Regions from separate parts of the Homo sapiens genome. Here region 1 is linked to region 2. A link is a loop called in an ENCODE intact Hi-C map of the cell type or tissue named here. Cell type or tissue: heart right ventricle. All regions are shown on one strand.

What was found. Hi-C counts contacts between places; a loop is a spot of excess contacts. Peaks named below come from ENCODE experiments on the same cell type or tissue, not always from the same donor. Only the 100,000 strongest peaks of a DNase experiment are listed, where the experiment ranks them.
Region 1: it touches region 2 in a loop (2.8-fold over the local background); 8 of 110 quality-filtered maps call a loop at or near these places.

What each region holds. Positions count from the first base shown.
Region 1 is chr9:89,973,872-89,981,871 of GRCh38, reverse strand. It overlaps LOC101927847 (a long non-coding RNA gene), which reads right to left. Exons shown (of 3, transcript NR_109791.1): 2 at 3,440-3,596. Among named protein-coding and RNA genes, the nearest start is that of MIR4290, 46 kb to the left of the region's middle. In heart right ventricle, a CTCF peak has its summit at 3,485; no DNase peak of the experiment used is centred here.
Region 2 is chr9:90,081,509-90,089,508 of GRCh38, reverse strand. It overlaps the pseudogene IL6RP1. Among named protein-coding and RNA genes, the nearest start is that of MIR4290HG, 44 kb to the right of the region's middle. In heart right ventricle, no CTCF peak of the experiment used is centred here; a DNase peak (open chromatin) is centred at 3,218; H3K27me3 peaks cover 574 bases.

The DNA of each region.
Region 1 (8,000 bases), 110 kb after region 2:
CCATCTATTAACTCAGCATTTTTCTTTAAATCCTAAAGGGAAGCTACTTGGGAGTCTGAGGTGGGAGGAACACTTGTGTCCAGGAGGTTGAGGCTGCCATGAACACTGATAGCGCCAGCACACTCCAGCCTGGGCGACATGGCAAAACCTTGTCTCAATAATAATAATAATAATTATTATTCTAAGGTAATGCTCAGTTTCTGTTTTGTTCTCCAGGCATATTTTGGTTTACCTTTAAGTGAGCTATGGTGTCAAACATGTCCTCCTTGCCCTCAGGCTTTATTTTCTTAGAATTTGGGGATTTAAGACTCACCTGTTACAGCAATATAACCAAAAAACAAATTTTAAGTAAGCCTACAGGATGCTATTTGTCTGGCTGGCTGAAAAAACCTAAGTGTTCTGAGAAACCTTTCCATCACCACCAGGCATGGAACTGCTACGGAGAAACTGCCAGATGGGAAAGTGTTCATTAACAAGACTTTAGCATGTCGGGCTGCACGATATAAAAGAATATTGATGTCTTCCATCGAATGCATCTCCCAAGAGAAATCAGAATAAATAAAACCGTCTCTTACTGGCTCCAGATAAAAATTTCCTGATTTCCCAAATCACATTTGAAGGGAACAAGGCAGGGTAAATTCTGTTGGTCCCCATAATGTGGTCAGGACTTGGTGAGCAGATGGAAGGAAGGGGATGCAGTTTCCAGGAGCTGCTCCTCCCTGGCATCTATTCTGTGTGAATGGCAGCCTCTCAGACAATGGTTGTGAATGAACCTAGTTTAGGATGCTGGTCTCAAAACAAATCACTTTCTACCTGCCCATCCTCCCTAAGTCATTGAAGACACTTATTATTAGACAGATTCCTAAATCCTGAGTGTTCTTCTTCTAACCTTGTGGAAAAAGTTATAAAACTGGAAGCTCTAAATATTTAAGAACAACAAGAGTTATTTTAGCTGACTGTTTAAATTTTTCTTCGTGTTTATTTAATTTTCAAAGGCCCTCCATCATTGCCCTGTTAGCTGCTCCCACCTCCTAAGCCTGCTCAGTCTTTGTGACAGCTGATGATGGATTGTCCCTATAGACAGTTTAGTTAGCAATTGCAGATTGTAAATGGCACTCGTTCTTCCAAATACTTCAGTCGTCTAGCCATGTACACCAGCATCATTCTGCAGCACACGAATGAGGTCATGGCAATTCTAAAGGTGCCTGTTACCTGGGCATCCACTTCAACACCCACGTGATCCTAATGCTCTGAGGAGGTGTCAGGCACTGGGAATTTAGAGATGGAATACACAGCCCCCATTCCCACCATCTGGTGAAGGTGCACACCTGCTTTGTGGTCCCTGTCCTTAGTGTCTTTCTGGGACCCAATTTTAATGACCACATGAAATCCCATAGCTTGTCTGTCTAATTTCCAATGTTCGCCTCTTTAAACTGTAGTCTAGCTACACTTATCTGCTTATATGGTTCCATCTCTATTGTATTTCATCTATCCAACCCTTTTGTGTAAGAAGGCAGGATATGAATGAATTCAATGTAAACAGATACTTTCAATACAACTTGATAGCTGCTATAATAAATGAATGCCTGGAGAGATTTCAGAATCCTGGGGACTTGCACTGCACTCAGGCTGGAGATAAGGGAATGTCTTCCCTAAGGATTTCATACAAATGAAGGGTAGTGTGTAAAAGGGTCAGCTCTTGAAGACATGCTTTCATGTTGCAGTAGCTGGGAGCACTTCTGTAAGGGTGCTGTATACCGCCAAGGTAAGCAAATGGCAAGGTGGGAGTCTGGATTGGAGGACAGATCTCTGATCACAATCAGTCCTAAATGCCATTGCTAGAAAATATAAATATCGTCCAAGGGTGCAGGGCAGTCATTAAAAAGATGCAATGCAGAAGGGTGGCATCATCAGATCTGCACCTTGGGAAGATCCTTGACATCGAAGGTGAAAGGAAAAAGAGAAGGATTCATTTGCTATTGCAGAAATCACTTAGGAATTCATGCTGTACTTCCACTGCAGGTAGTGGTAGGGTAGGTAATTGGGACCATCCCCAATTGAGATTGGGATCCCACTCCAAGGAATGCACCCTAGGTTTCTCAGACACATACCAGGGAGTGGAACTGCAGTGCGTCCTGAAGGCAGTGGTGTTATGATCCACTCTAAACTAGGAACGACCTAGTGTACCCCAAGTGACAAATGGGAAAAAAGCATGCTCTGTATTAATGCCATGGAACCCTACACAACAACGACTGTGCTTCGCTGCATAGATGAATCTCAAACTCATAACTGTGAATGAAAAAATAAAATGAAATGAAAATGAAGGAAGAGAATACATACCGTTCACAGAGAGGGAAATTCAGGGCACGTGTCAGAGAGGAAACTAGGAGAAAAGTAAAGAAGTGATCACTCTTAAACTGGTCTAGGGATTGCCTTCAGAAGGAGGAAGAGGATGTTACCCAGAAGAGAAAACTCAGAACCTTCCAGAATTCGAGGAATGTTCTTTTGCTTGACCTGAGGACCGGTTACTTGGCTGTTTCTGATATACTATGAGGTTGGTGCAAAAAAAAAAAAAAAACAAAAAACAAAAACATGATTACATTTGCACCAACCTAATATATATGTGAATTTTATGCTATTTTCTTGAGTGTTGTATGTCATGGTTATTGTAAATGGTTTTTTAAAATGTGAATGGTAAGAAAGGGTGGGAACCCGTAATAAAGTAATAAAGTGAGATATTTTAGAACAGAATCCGTAGGGTTGGGTGAGTGACTGATGGAATCGAGAGGCTAGGGAGCAGCACCTAGAATCACCCTGAGGTGTGTTATTGAACAGCAGGTGGGATGGTGGCTTTACTCACCACATATGAGTTATGTGTGTAAAGGGTCAGCTTTAGGAGCAAGTCTAGTGGACTCAAACAGAGGAAATCATGAGTTAGGTTTTAACTTGTCTAGATCCAGATGCTCAGGTCTACTAAGAAATTGGATACTGGCCTAGGGCTTGAAACAAAAGTATGGTTATGAGTTTTCGATTTGAGAGGCATCAGCATTGGCAATCAACATAAGACGTCAAGAATGCAAATGGCTAAAAAGTGTGTGTGTGTGTGTGTCTAGATTGATTAATAGAAAAAATATATAAAATCAACATAAAAAGCTCTTGAAGAACTTCTGGAGTCTAAACTTCTAGTTTGTAGTGGAATGGTGGAGACAAAAACAGTATATTACAGAGCTAGAAATAAAGGATCAAAGTGAAAGAGGAGAACAAAATAGCTGCTTTTGAAGGTCCCTAAAGGGAAGGAGAGGGGAGGGGATGTACCTATGAAGGGGTATGAGTTCTCAGGAGAGTTCTTTCTGGTCTGTCTTTAGCTATGGCAGAGGCTGTTACTACTGGGCAGAGAAGATAATGTTGCAGAAGGGGCAGGAAAAGATGGAATCCAAACCTCAAGTGTTGGTGCTCCTCTTGAACAGGGAGAGAAACACCCTCTTACTGCGGAGAGAGGAACAGCAGCTTGGACAGCCGATGCAAGAACAGGAAATGGGATCCTAAACCTTTCTGGCTGATTTTAGATGGCTGCAGGAGGACAGAACGTAGAAGTCCTAGGAGATAAAATCAACAACTTAAACGACTTTGAGCAACTTCACTCCCTTCCAATCTCAAGTCTGTGTACTTCCAACATTACAATTTATGCGAATTGCCACTTTGTAAGGGAAATGAATATTTGGGAAAAGAAATAGTGTAGCATCCATGGTGACCTAGTTGTTGTTTCTAAAATCCAAATAATTTAAGTTTTGCAAAACACTAGTGTGGTCAAAGAACAAATATGCACAGTAAAAAGCAGCAGATTTCACTTTAAATATGAAATATTGAAAGAAGAAATGAGCAGCGTTGCATCTGCTCTTTCTTTCTTTTATTTCTTTCTTCTTTTTGTTTCTCCTTCCTTCCTTCCTTCCTCCCTCCCTTCCTTCCTCCCTTCCTTCCTTTTTCTTCCTTTCTTCATTTTTCATTTCTTTTTTTTTTATTTAGAAAGTATGCATTGTTCCAAATTTTCCCTTGAAGTCTATTCTCAGGTTTGCAGTTGACATGTACAGAAAAAGGAATTGATAACCTCATGAGAAAATGGAAAAAGAAAACAGATGCTTATTACTGTCTCACAGCATTGCTGTCCCCAAATTAATTAGACCAGGAAGCTTGTAGGTTGACAGCTTATCTACCTTTTAATTCTGACCAAGGCAAGACTGAAATTCCTTTGAGAGAACAGGGGCGAGGGGGCCACTGAATGTATTACAAATGACCTGCCGTTTGATGTGTTACCAAAATCACTGTCAATTTTTTATTCACCTTGGATGAATTGTATTGCAGAAAAGACACATGCATTTAATTACTGGAAGTTTGGAATCTAGGGATAAATTTTCATGCATTCATTTGCCATGATTTTGAAAAACAAAAACAAAGTAAAAACTCTAGTACTACAAACAGTTTAGAAACCAAAATGAATCACGTTTTCAGAAAACAGACCCACTGGATGGTAGAATTAAAGGTAATTTTAATTTGCTTCTTTATGCTTTTGATTATTACATGATTTTCTTTTTCAGCAAGTATTGTAACTTCTATAATGGAAAGAAAGAAAAAAGAAAGCAGCTACAGTAGCCACATTCTGGATTGCCTTCCACTCAACCAACCCAGTCAGATGCCCCACTGGTCCTCTGAGATGCTTGCACACCTGTGTTCCAACTAGCTGGGCTGCTGTTGTCCTATCCTTGTAGAGCTCCTGGATGCTGACATGCACCTACTTTGTTGGACTCACAGGCATGGACTTCAGCAGCTGAATGGTGTGCTTAGTGTGAAGGATATTAACACAGAGGTGTGCAGTGGGCAGAAGGGCCCTGCACACAGCCAGATCCTCCTGCCAGCTGAGGACACCAGACGAGTTGGCAAGAAAGCCCATGCCACATCTAAAGCCCTGATGGTGCCAGGACGATGTTCTCCAGGACTCACCAGCTGCCCTTCCTACATCTGGCTGGAGCATCGCAAACACTTATCTGAACATATCCAGCTTACATGGGTGAAGGACTTGAAGGACTATGCTAATGGCATTCACAGTCTGGGTATATTTCCACATCAATACCCATGAAGCCCTCAATTTAGGTTTCCCAAGAACTGGTTGTGCTTTTGCTAAACGCGCTTATGCTGCTTCTACTTGATATTGGTATTAATTCAGATAAGCCAATAACAGCGGTAATAAATACTGAATGAGTGCTTACGGTGTGCAAAGCTAACAAAATTCATTTAATGCTCATAACAATTCTACTATGTATGTACTATTGCTTTTTTTTCAGATGTAGCACATCTGAAAGTAACATGCCTAAATTCACATGGAGTGCCAGGTTCAAAACCCAAGTGGTCTGGTTTGAGTTTCCCCCTGAAACACCATGAAGAACAGAATTAAAGCAGTTGGGCTGTGTTGCATTTTTCCCTCTATTATGGGAGGGTGAAGGGAAGGTCCTAGAGGAAATAAATTAAGGCATAATTCTGGGCTTTGGGGCAAAAAGACTAATAATATTTTGCTTGGAGAATATCTATCTGTGGAATACTTCAAGCAAGATATCCATGACTTACAACGGCTTGTGTAATCAATTTACATTCATGCAGCATGGCTTCTGGGGAGAGGTCACACAGGACTCCCCTCTAGAGAGTATCCAATGAACTCATAACTTACGGTTCTCCCCGTTATGTACTACAGTTGTTTTTGCATCTCCTGCAGCTTCCTGTTAATTCTTAGTCTTGTTACCATTCAGGTGAAGAGTTCAGCAAATGCTTGTCTTCACTGCCCCCCTCCTTCCCACCCTGTTCTCTGCAAATGCTGTCCCCATCTCCCCAGTCCTTAGGTCCAAAGTCTGTTTTTAGGTCTGTGAGATTTCTGAAAGCTCTGCTGGCTTCTGGGCCTCTCCACAGCCTGCTTCTGTCCAAGATGGTGATGTTCTCGGCCTCTTGCCCCATCTGCCAAAATTAACAGATGTTCCAAAGTAACAAGCAGCCCATTAAAGCTCCTCTTCATGCCACACACTCCTCTCGGATGTGGGCTCTGAGGAAGTGGCTCCTGGGAGCTGCCTCTATGGCTCTTCAGGGCATTTCAACAGCTTCTTACATTTTATCTGGCTTTTTCAGTGGCTCTGGGCAAGAACATTGGTCTGCTACAAACTATTTCATCACAATCAGAAGCAGAACTCCTATATTTCAATTTGGAAAAAAAAATAAAAAAGAAGTGACTTATCTACTGTAGTACTTCTACACGTTTTAGGTTCCACGAATGCAAATATATTTCATTTTCACTTTGAGTTTTTTGTTGATACAAGGTTATTGTTCTTGTTTTGAAAAACTCACATGATCTTATTGTCCCTAAAAATAAGACAATTACTCTACGGAGTCATGAATTGGTAGGGCTGGAAGGAAACTTGGGGAAATTTAATAAAATGTTCTCATTTTTAAGGTAAGAACTGATGGGCCTAAAACACAGAAAACTGAAGCATGATAAAGCCTCAAATGTTTCTTCTACTTCTCTAGCTTTCAAGTTCTTTTCTCTCTCTTCATGTCTTATGACTTCAAACATTTGAAAAAATAGTTCATATGGGTCATGAATGAAGTCATCACGTGACTTAGCAAAATGGAGGGTGAAATACCAAATAGAATGTCCCTGTACCTCTGGCCTATTTTGCATATGCTGTTGTCCAGACACCCCTATGGCCAAACAGAGTTGCCACTGAGCACCCCTACCTGCAGACATTTGTTTACACAAGAGATCCTCTAACCCATAGGTTTAGGGAAAAGCAAAGGTGCTTAAGGCAGCCAGCATTCTTCAGCTCTTGGACTTAGAAGCAGGAGCAGGGTCTCAAGCCCACAAAAATGTGTTGTGTGTGCTGGGCCTACCTAAGCCCCCATGCTGGGGAATACAACAAAGTGTTGTAGACTAAAAGAAACAGGAAAGAAGGACATCATCTTCATCTCCTTCCTCCCTTACTTCCTGCTTCCAATTCACCCCCAAGTCCCATTTTAATTGCAAAATTAAAAAATAAAATTAAACTATATTTAAAATTAAATTACATTAAATATATTAAAATTAAAATTAAAATATATTTAAATTGCAAAATATATCTCAGGTTCCCCCACTTTTTCCCAGTACCACTGCTGCAACCCCAGATCCATCCTTCTTTATCTCATGCCTGGACTGTTGCAGTAGCCACCTAATGACCTTCCTGCTTCCATTCCTGTTCCCCTTCAAATTATTCTTCTCCCACGTTAATATTTTGTAACATATCTACAGTCTTGCCACATCCTCACTTAAATTCTTCAGAATATGCTTTGCATATGGAATATCCTCCAAGTTCACACCTTGGTCCACCCTTCCCCCTCCATGCCCATCTCATGCCACTGTCCCTGCAGGGCACCTGCGTTGTGCACCTGCCATGCCAGCCTCTTCTGTGCCTTCTGTATGCTTTTTTCCACTTCAGCATATTTTCTCTAATGAGAAGCCCTGCACCCACACCAAAAACACTCATGTGCATGCCTTGCTCCATACCCTACCAGTCTCAGCTTAACTATCATCTTCTCAGTATACCATCCTTGACCCTCCCATTGTCTCTGTCATTGACATGGCCCATTTTTTTCAGAGCCTGTCTCACACTCCTATTCCTTCACTTTATATTCCATCTAAGCCATTCATGTTTCATGATGTCAGGAGCATGTCCATTTTACCGCCTTTTGTGAAACAAGCCCCCTATTGCCTGGCGTTCACTAGGTACTCTCTAACGGAATGCACTTATGGATAAATAAATGCAGGAAGATATGGGAGGATATGCTCTTCACTTCCAGAGTTGACTGGATTGGGTAAAGTTTTCTTCCAGAAATACTGTTCAAAGGTCTGGAATGACTTGCCAAAAGATGGAAGCAACCCAAGTGTCCATCGACAGATGGGTGGAGAAACAAAATGTGGTCCATTCATACAA
Region 2 (8,000 bases):
AGCATTCTTCTTTTCTGGAACTGAAACTTAGTTGCCCTCCCCTAAGGAACAAAGCATGGTAAGGGAAAAATAGTGACTTTTCAGTGGAGAATAGTGACTTTTCAGTGGCTGACACCACCTTAACCAAGTGATGCGGGTGAACAGGCAAACAAGTGAAGGGGTGAACATGACATTAACATCACAGGTGGTTGATATCATTCACCCCTTCATGTATGATGATAAAAGGCAGACAGACACAGCCCCCCTATGGAATTCTCCCTCAAGATTCACGACTTCTGTGGCACCACGAGAAAACAACAGACAACCCCAGTATGAGGGAAAGTCTGCAAAATACTTGATGAGTATTATTCAAAAGTATCAAGGTCACAAAAAACCCTGAGGAACTGTCACCAATTCCAAGTGACTAAAGAGACATGACTACTAAATGTGGTGTAATATTCTGGATGGGACTCCGGAAGAGGAAAAGGCCAGAGCAAAAAGCTGGTGAAATCTGAATAGTCTGTAGTTTAGTGAATTGTGTTGTATCAATGATGAGTGCACCGTGGTTTTGTGAGATGTTGACATTAGAGGGAGCTTGGGAAGGACCAGAAATTCTCAGCACTATCTTGTAACCCTTTTGTAAATTTGAAATTATTTCAAAACAAAAAAGCTACATAAAAAGAGAAGGAACCACTGGCCTTACGGAGATTTTGACAAGTAATAAAAAATAATTGCCTGCATGAGGCCAGACTTCCGCATGAGAAAGCCCAAAGGCTGGTTCCAGATGCTCCTCTGTGAGACCAGGCCGGCCTGACCCCTTTTGTGTGGCTCTGTGGCAAAGGCTGACAACTGTGCCTCTGGTGATGGGTGAGAGAAAATGAAGGCGGAGGGACAGGTTTCTTTCCACCACAAAGCTGAATCAGGGCTGGACCACGGCCCCTTCCACAGCAGTGAGTTCCAACAGCACAAATGCAATCTGTAGACATTTTCTTGGCTGGAAAAGAATCAGGTCCAACTGGAGGCACCTGTCAACTTGAGCTGATTACAGATCAAAACGGGATGGTTGTGGACTCCTGAAACTGCTGTTGGGGTTTTCAGTTTAGTCTTGGTGTCTTCACGTTTTTTTCCTTCTGATTTCATCTCTACATCTCGGGCAAAGTAATCCATCCACAGCAAGGAGCAGATGCACCCTGCTGGCTAGTAGAGAGACGCCCTCACTCATCAAGATAAAAACCAAACTGCAGGAGAGGACTGCTGCCATCTTGACATAAGCATTGCTTTAAGTTTGACCATCAGTTTCATCTACATGAATTTCATGTAGACATAACCTTGTAGAAGACTACAGGGGCAGAGGAGGGCAGTCAGGGTTGGGGGAGGGAAGAGACAGCTCTGATGACCTGGAAAAAGATTCATTGGTAAGCTGGGTGCGGTGGCTCACCCCTGTAATCCCAACACTCCAGGAGGCCGAAGTGGGCAGATCACGAGGTCAGGAGATCGAGATCATCCTGGCTAACACGGTGAAACCCCGTGTCTGCTAAAAAAGACAAAAAATAAGCTGGGTGTGGTGGCACATACCTGTAATCCCAGCTACTTGGGAGGCTGAGGCATGAGAATCGCTTGAACCCAGGAGGCAGAGGTTGCAGGGAGCCGAGATCTCGCCACTGCACTCCAGCCTAGGCAACAGAGTAAGACTCCGTCTCAAAATAAATAAATAAATAAAATTAAAGTTTCATTGGTGATTCTAGGATTTATCAAGATACCATCTTTCCTCTTCCTCCCAAAAGATTACTGAGTGTAGACAGTCATTGACATCATATCTGTAATGGAAAGGATACAGGAACACAGGAGACCTGGCTCTAGTTTGAGCTTTACGGCAACCTGTGTCTCTGGATAAAGACCTCAACTTTTCTAGGTGTCATTTTCTCACCTATTAGCCAGCAGGGTTGAATAATGGTAACTTCTGGGGCCTTTCTCCTGGTATCTCAGGTATAATTTTAGGAACCCGTGATGGGACTCAGTGGAGTTATAAGCAGAAAATTAATGAGTATTACAGATTCTATCTAGCCCATTCTATCTAAAGTGATTAATGCACACTGTACACTACACACAAAAATAGAGGTGAGTTAATGCAAGCACTTTCTTTAGAATTTCTCAGTAAGCCCAAGATGAAAGTTGGCAGAACATTTATAAAATTTTTCCGTATGATGTCAACAGCCCTTCCTTCCTTCCTTCCCTCCTTTTCTTTTTCCTTCCTTCCTTCCCTCCTTTTCTCTCTCCTTCCTTCCTTCCTTCCCTCCTTCTCTTTCTCTCTCCTTCCTTCTTGCCTTCCTTCCTTCCTCCTTCCATCTCTCCCTCCCTCTCTCCCTCCCTCCCTCTCTCCCTCTCTCTTTCTCTTTCTTTCTCTCTCCCTTTTCCTTCCTTCCTTTTTCTTTCTTTCTTTCTTTCTTTCTTTTTTTCTTTCTTTCCTTTTCTCTTTCTTTTTTTTTTGAGATGCAGTCTTGCTCTGTTGCCCAGGATGGAGGGCAGTGGCTCAATCTTGCCTCACTGCAACCTCTGCCTCCTGAGTTCAAACAATTCTCGTGCCTCGGCCTCTTGAGTAGCTAGGATTGCAGGCTTGCCCCACCATGTCCCACTAATTTTTGCATTTTTAGTAGAAACGGGGTTTCATCATGTTGCCCAGGCTGGTCTCGATCTCCTGGTTTCATGTGGTCTACCTGCCTCCACCTCCCAAAGTGCTGGGATTACAGGCGTGAGCCATCGTGCCCAGCCAGTCTTTCCTTTCCTAACAAGCAAATATGTGGTATGTGTGTGTGAGTGTGTTAATCAAGTAGGTCAGTTTATTGCTGTCTGACAACCTCCTAGAACTGACTCTTACATAAGCAATGTTGAATCCTTTGGGTTCAAAAAGCATGATTCTAAATCTGAATGATTGGTTTTGGCCTCCTTTCTTTTCTAAGACAAGAGACAGCCCTCTAATTATAGCATACCACAATAAGAAAATCAGCCTAATTAATTTAGTTGAAAATTAATTACCTTTCTGTACCCAGGACAGGGAGTGAAAGGCTTTGCTCTCAAAAGACCACCCCTCCCACCCTGACTGAGGGCTCTAGGGACAGGATGAGGAGGCACACCCCCACTGGGCCAGGCTGCCACCCCAGTACCATATGGGCTAGAATGACTTATGGGGTAAAGAGACATGAAGCACAGGAGCCCATCACAGAATGCATGGCTGGGCCCTGCTGGGCCGTTGAGCAATATTGTGCTTGCTGTGTGTGCAAAGCAGCAAGGCAAGAGGAAGCTTGGCTGAAATCAGCGCAAAATGCAAAAACACTTCCTTAGTGACCTGGCTTACCCTCATCAACATGTGAATTCTTATTGTTAGCAAAGGGTTCCAGGGTGCTCTCAAACATCAAACACTGCACAGATACCAAACCCACACTTTGACAAGTGTTAAGGAGAAACAAACCAAAACCATTTGCTCATAAAACACAGATGGATTGAAAAGACTAAGAGGAAAATAATCTGGGCAAAATACAATTGGAGTTAGTAAACACAGCACATGCAAAAACTGTTTGAGACACTGGGAACAAAAAGACTAGGGTCAGATCACCCAGCCCTGTTGTTAAACCTCTTATCTCCTCCACGAACAGCCAATGGCAGTGCAAATCCCACGTAAGGCAGGGTGCATTGCCCATTCAATAAAGGAAAGCCTAGGATGTGGGCCACTGTGGGGCAGGAAGACCCTTCAGAAGCACAGTGCATGCACACAAGGTACTTCCAGTATGCAAGGGACGGCTGTTTCCAGCCCACCATGCCTGCCACTCATTTGTGTCCACTGTATTCCTATCAACTTATGGCGTTTATAACTAGACCAGAGGAGGGTCTAATAAATTTCAGTCTGAAAAGAGAGTCATGTAAAACAGTTATGAGAATTGCTAGATTTGGAGACCATTCTTCAAATATATCTCTTTCAAAATATTTGTGGTATTCTTAAGCATTGGGCAATGTTTTAACATTTGAGTCTCAACTTTACAACTCGCTTATTGGGAGGTCCTTGCATTTACCAATATTTTAGCCATTATGAAAATAGAGTCTGGAGGGCATTTTCCTTAATATCCTTCAAGATATATGCTATTTTATCAATTATTTACTCAGAGTAATTACACCAAGAAATCATTGCCCTTCATCGTTTTAATCCTAAATAATAACAAATGCATGGATTCACTTTGGAAGAATGTCTCAAATTTTATAGTGAAAAAACTCCAAACATACAGTCAGTAGGAATGCTAATATTTACCCTCAGCAAACCATTTGACATTCCAGATTAACTAAAATAATATGGTGGCTTAAAGTTGTAGATAATTTGATTATTTTGTGACTGTTTTCCTGCAACAAAAATAAACTTAGGTATCAAAATTGATGTACATTTTCTCATCAATAGTCTGAGAGCTATTTTGAAAATGAGCTACATACAACTCACTGTACTTGCTATACTCAACTCTACTTGCTACAAACTGCCCTCGTTACCACTTGTTCTGTAATCCAAACTGCTCTGTCACCATCTGTCAGCAAGGAGGTGGCTTGTTGAGGTTATAAAGCAGCAGGAGGCAGGACAGTGCTTAAGATAATCAGAACCTGCTGGGCGCGGTGGCTCACGCCTGTAATCCCAGCACTTTGGGAGGCCAAGGCGGGTGGATCACTTGAGGTCAGGAGTTCAAGACCAGCCGCCCAACATGGTAAAACCCGTCTTTACAAAAATACAAAAATTAGCCGGGTGTGGTGGCGCTGTAATCCCAGCTACTGGGGAGGCTGAGGCAGGAGAATCGCTTGAACCCCGGAGGCAGAGGTTGCAGTGAGCCGAGGTTGTGCCATTGCACTGGGCGACAGAGTGAGACTCTGTCTCAAAAATAATAATAATAATAATAATCAGAACCTCCAACCCCACACCCAAAATACATTATTTTATTTCTATTCTTCCTAATAAGTCTTAGATATTTATCCTACTGTATGGTCTAAAATCATCCGTCCTCAGAGCTGCCCCATCTCCTTGGAAAAGAAATGTAACCAGAGACTGGGGTTCTGATTGAACTTGCACTTGATCCTGAGGAATCCCTTAAGAAAATGGATGTTACAATCCCACATTTAGGTTGATGTTGTTATCTGTTTGATCTCTCTTTACAAATGCTACTTCCCACCATGCTCCTTCCTCCATTATTTGACACATATTTCTTGTACTTCAAGAGGCAGCTCAATATTCAGTTCTAGGAAAAATGTTCACGGTTCTATTATCTCATTCTAAGTTAGAATTTTTCTCATGTGCTTATATAAGGTGTGGTGCTTACCTCTATCTCAGTACTTAACGTATCATTTTGGAAATGGCTATTTGTTGATTTTACCCACTAATTTCAGTGGAAGTCCAAAGATAAATCATTTATTTCTGGAACTTTATGCATAAATAGTACTGAGCTTGGACTGAAAGCCTCGTAAAGGCAGCCATGCTGAGCGGCTCACTCCTGCCATATCCCTACGCCTGGTCTATTCCTTGTCGTTTGCCAGACACTGAACACATTTTTATCCAATGAATTAATGAAGTTGCACTTAGTATGAAAAGCATAATATACTTTATAATTGATGCAGGCATAATTGCACAAATCTCTTGTAGGAAAAGCTATCCTACAGCAGAGGTTGGCAAACTATAGCGCAATTGCTGCTTTTGTATCCTCTCCAGAGAAGAACCATTTGTGCATTTTCAAATGGTTTTTTTTTTAAAAAATCAAAATGAGAGTAACATTTTATGACATGTGAGAATTACGTGGAATTCAAATTTGGTGTCGATAAGTAAAGTTTTATTGGCACACAGTCTTGTTCATTCACTTGTGTACTGTTCATGGCTGCTCGCCCAGGGCAACGCTAACAACAGGGCTGAGCAGCTGCGGCCAAGACCAGATGTGCGTTCTCCTTGCCTTGCACTCTGGTGCACTACAAATTGCAGTGACGGCCTTCCAGCGCTGCTTGCGATGCCATCCTATGGCATTTTAGTCATTTAATTTCAATGCATCTTCTTACGTTTGCCAAGAGAAGAGGAGAAAAGCGGACTCCAAAAGTCACACTTTCAAGCCAGAGTGGAGTGTAGATCATTTTGTTATGAGATTAGAAGGCAAAGCATGTCTTTGTTATGCAATGATCTTATAGCTGTGCTAAAGAGTATAATATACACTGACTTTACCAGGCAGAGCACTTAGCATGGTATTCCCAACTGCAGGCAGAAAACTGATAAAATTTAAAATAGAATAATACCTTTTCCAGAAAGAACACTTGTTTGAAGAGTTGAGAACATTGAAAGGAGCCTCGAACGTTAACTAAAAAGCAAGGTAAAAAAGTATAAAAGTATTATAAGCAATTATAACAGGCAAAATTATAAACTATTAGATGATGATGGAAGTTATCTGTATCAGCTTGGGGATGAGAAAGCTCTTTAAACAAGACTCAAATTTTACAAACTCATAAAAATATTTAAAATGTTCTACTTCATTAAATGAAGAACTTAGATTGTTCAGAAAATACTAGAATATCATTATAAAATAATGCAAATTAAAATTATACCTGTTAGACTGGCAAAAAATCAACATTTCGTATCTCACTAATAGGTCAAGACTGGGAAGAAACAGGTCCTCTTTTTCACTATTGATGGGAAAATAAATTGGTCTAGCCAAGTCACTTTACAAAGTGAATTTCAAGATGTTTTCCTGCATTGTCAGTACCCGTCACTGCTCCAAGTTATGGGAGTGGGAAATCGCACTGACCCCTACTGAGCCAGGCTGGGCGGGGCCAGAGGGAACCGAATGGGGGCTGCCCCCTGTCCTGAGCCCACCTGCCCACCTGTCACCCTGCCTCTGCCTCCTGGTTCCCACCAGTCCATCCACCTCTCTGGGACCACTGGGCATTAGCCAAGAAGGAAGCATGCTGGCCATCAGCTGAGTGCTGCTGGCCACACTGCGGGCAGTGCTGGCCCAAGAGGCTGCCCTACGCTGGAGGCAGTGAGTGATGTGCTGACCAGGATACTGCATTCCCCTGACCTGTCCAGAGGGAGAACCTGAAAATCATGCCACTGTCCACTGGTTGCACAGGACTCCCAGCGCAGGCTCACGCCCCAGCAGATGGGCTGGTGTGGGAAGGAGGCTGCTTCTGAGGTTGGTGCAGCTCTGCGACTCTGGAAACTATTCTTGCTGCCGGGCTGGCTGCCCAGCAGGTCTGTGCTTTGTTGGTGGATGTTTCTCCTGAGGAGCCTCAGCTCTCCTGCTTCTGGAAGAGCCCCCTCAGTGACATTGGTTGTGAATAGAGTCCTTGGAGTCAAGGTTCTGAGTCAAAGCTGTGCTATTGCTGAGAAAGTTTCAGAACTGTCAGGCAGAACTCTTCCAGGAGCCGTGTCAGTATTCTCAGGAGTCCCAGAAGTTCTGCCAGTTGGCAGTGCCAGAGGGAGATTACTCTTTCTATACAGTGTCCCTGTGTGTCACCAACAGTATTGGGAGCAAGTTCAGCAAAACCCAAATATTAGAGGGTTATGGAATCCTGCAGTCCGACCCACCTGTCAACATCACAGTCATTGCTGTGGCCAGAAAGCCCTGCTGGCTCAACGTCACCTAGCAAGACCCCCACTCCTGGAACTTATATTTCTACAGACTATGGTTTGAGCTTTGATACCTGGCTAAATAGTCAAAAATGTTCATAACATGGATGGCCAAGGATCTCCAACATCAGTGTGTCATTCACAACACCTGGAAAGGCATGAGGCACCAGACACAGCTTCAGGCCCAGGAGGAGCTGGGGCAAGGCTTGTGAAGTAAGTGGAGCCCAGAGGTCATGGGAATCCTTTGGGCAGACTCCAGGAGTCCTCCAGCTGAGACCACCTCCATGCAAACACCTACTACTAATAAAGATGATGATAATATTCTCCCCAGAGATTCTGCAAATGCAACAAGCTTTCTGGGTTAAAGAAGACGTGGAAGTTGCAGGGTCTGAAA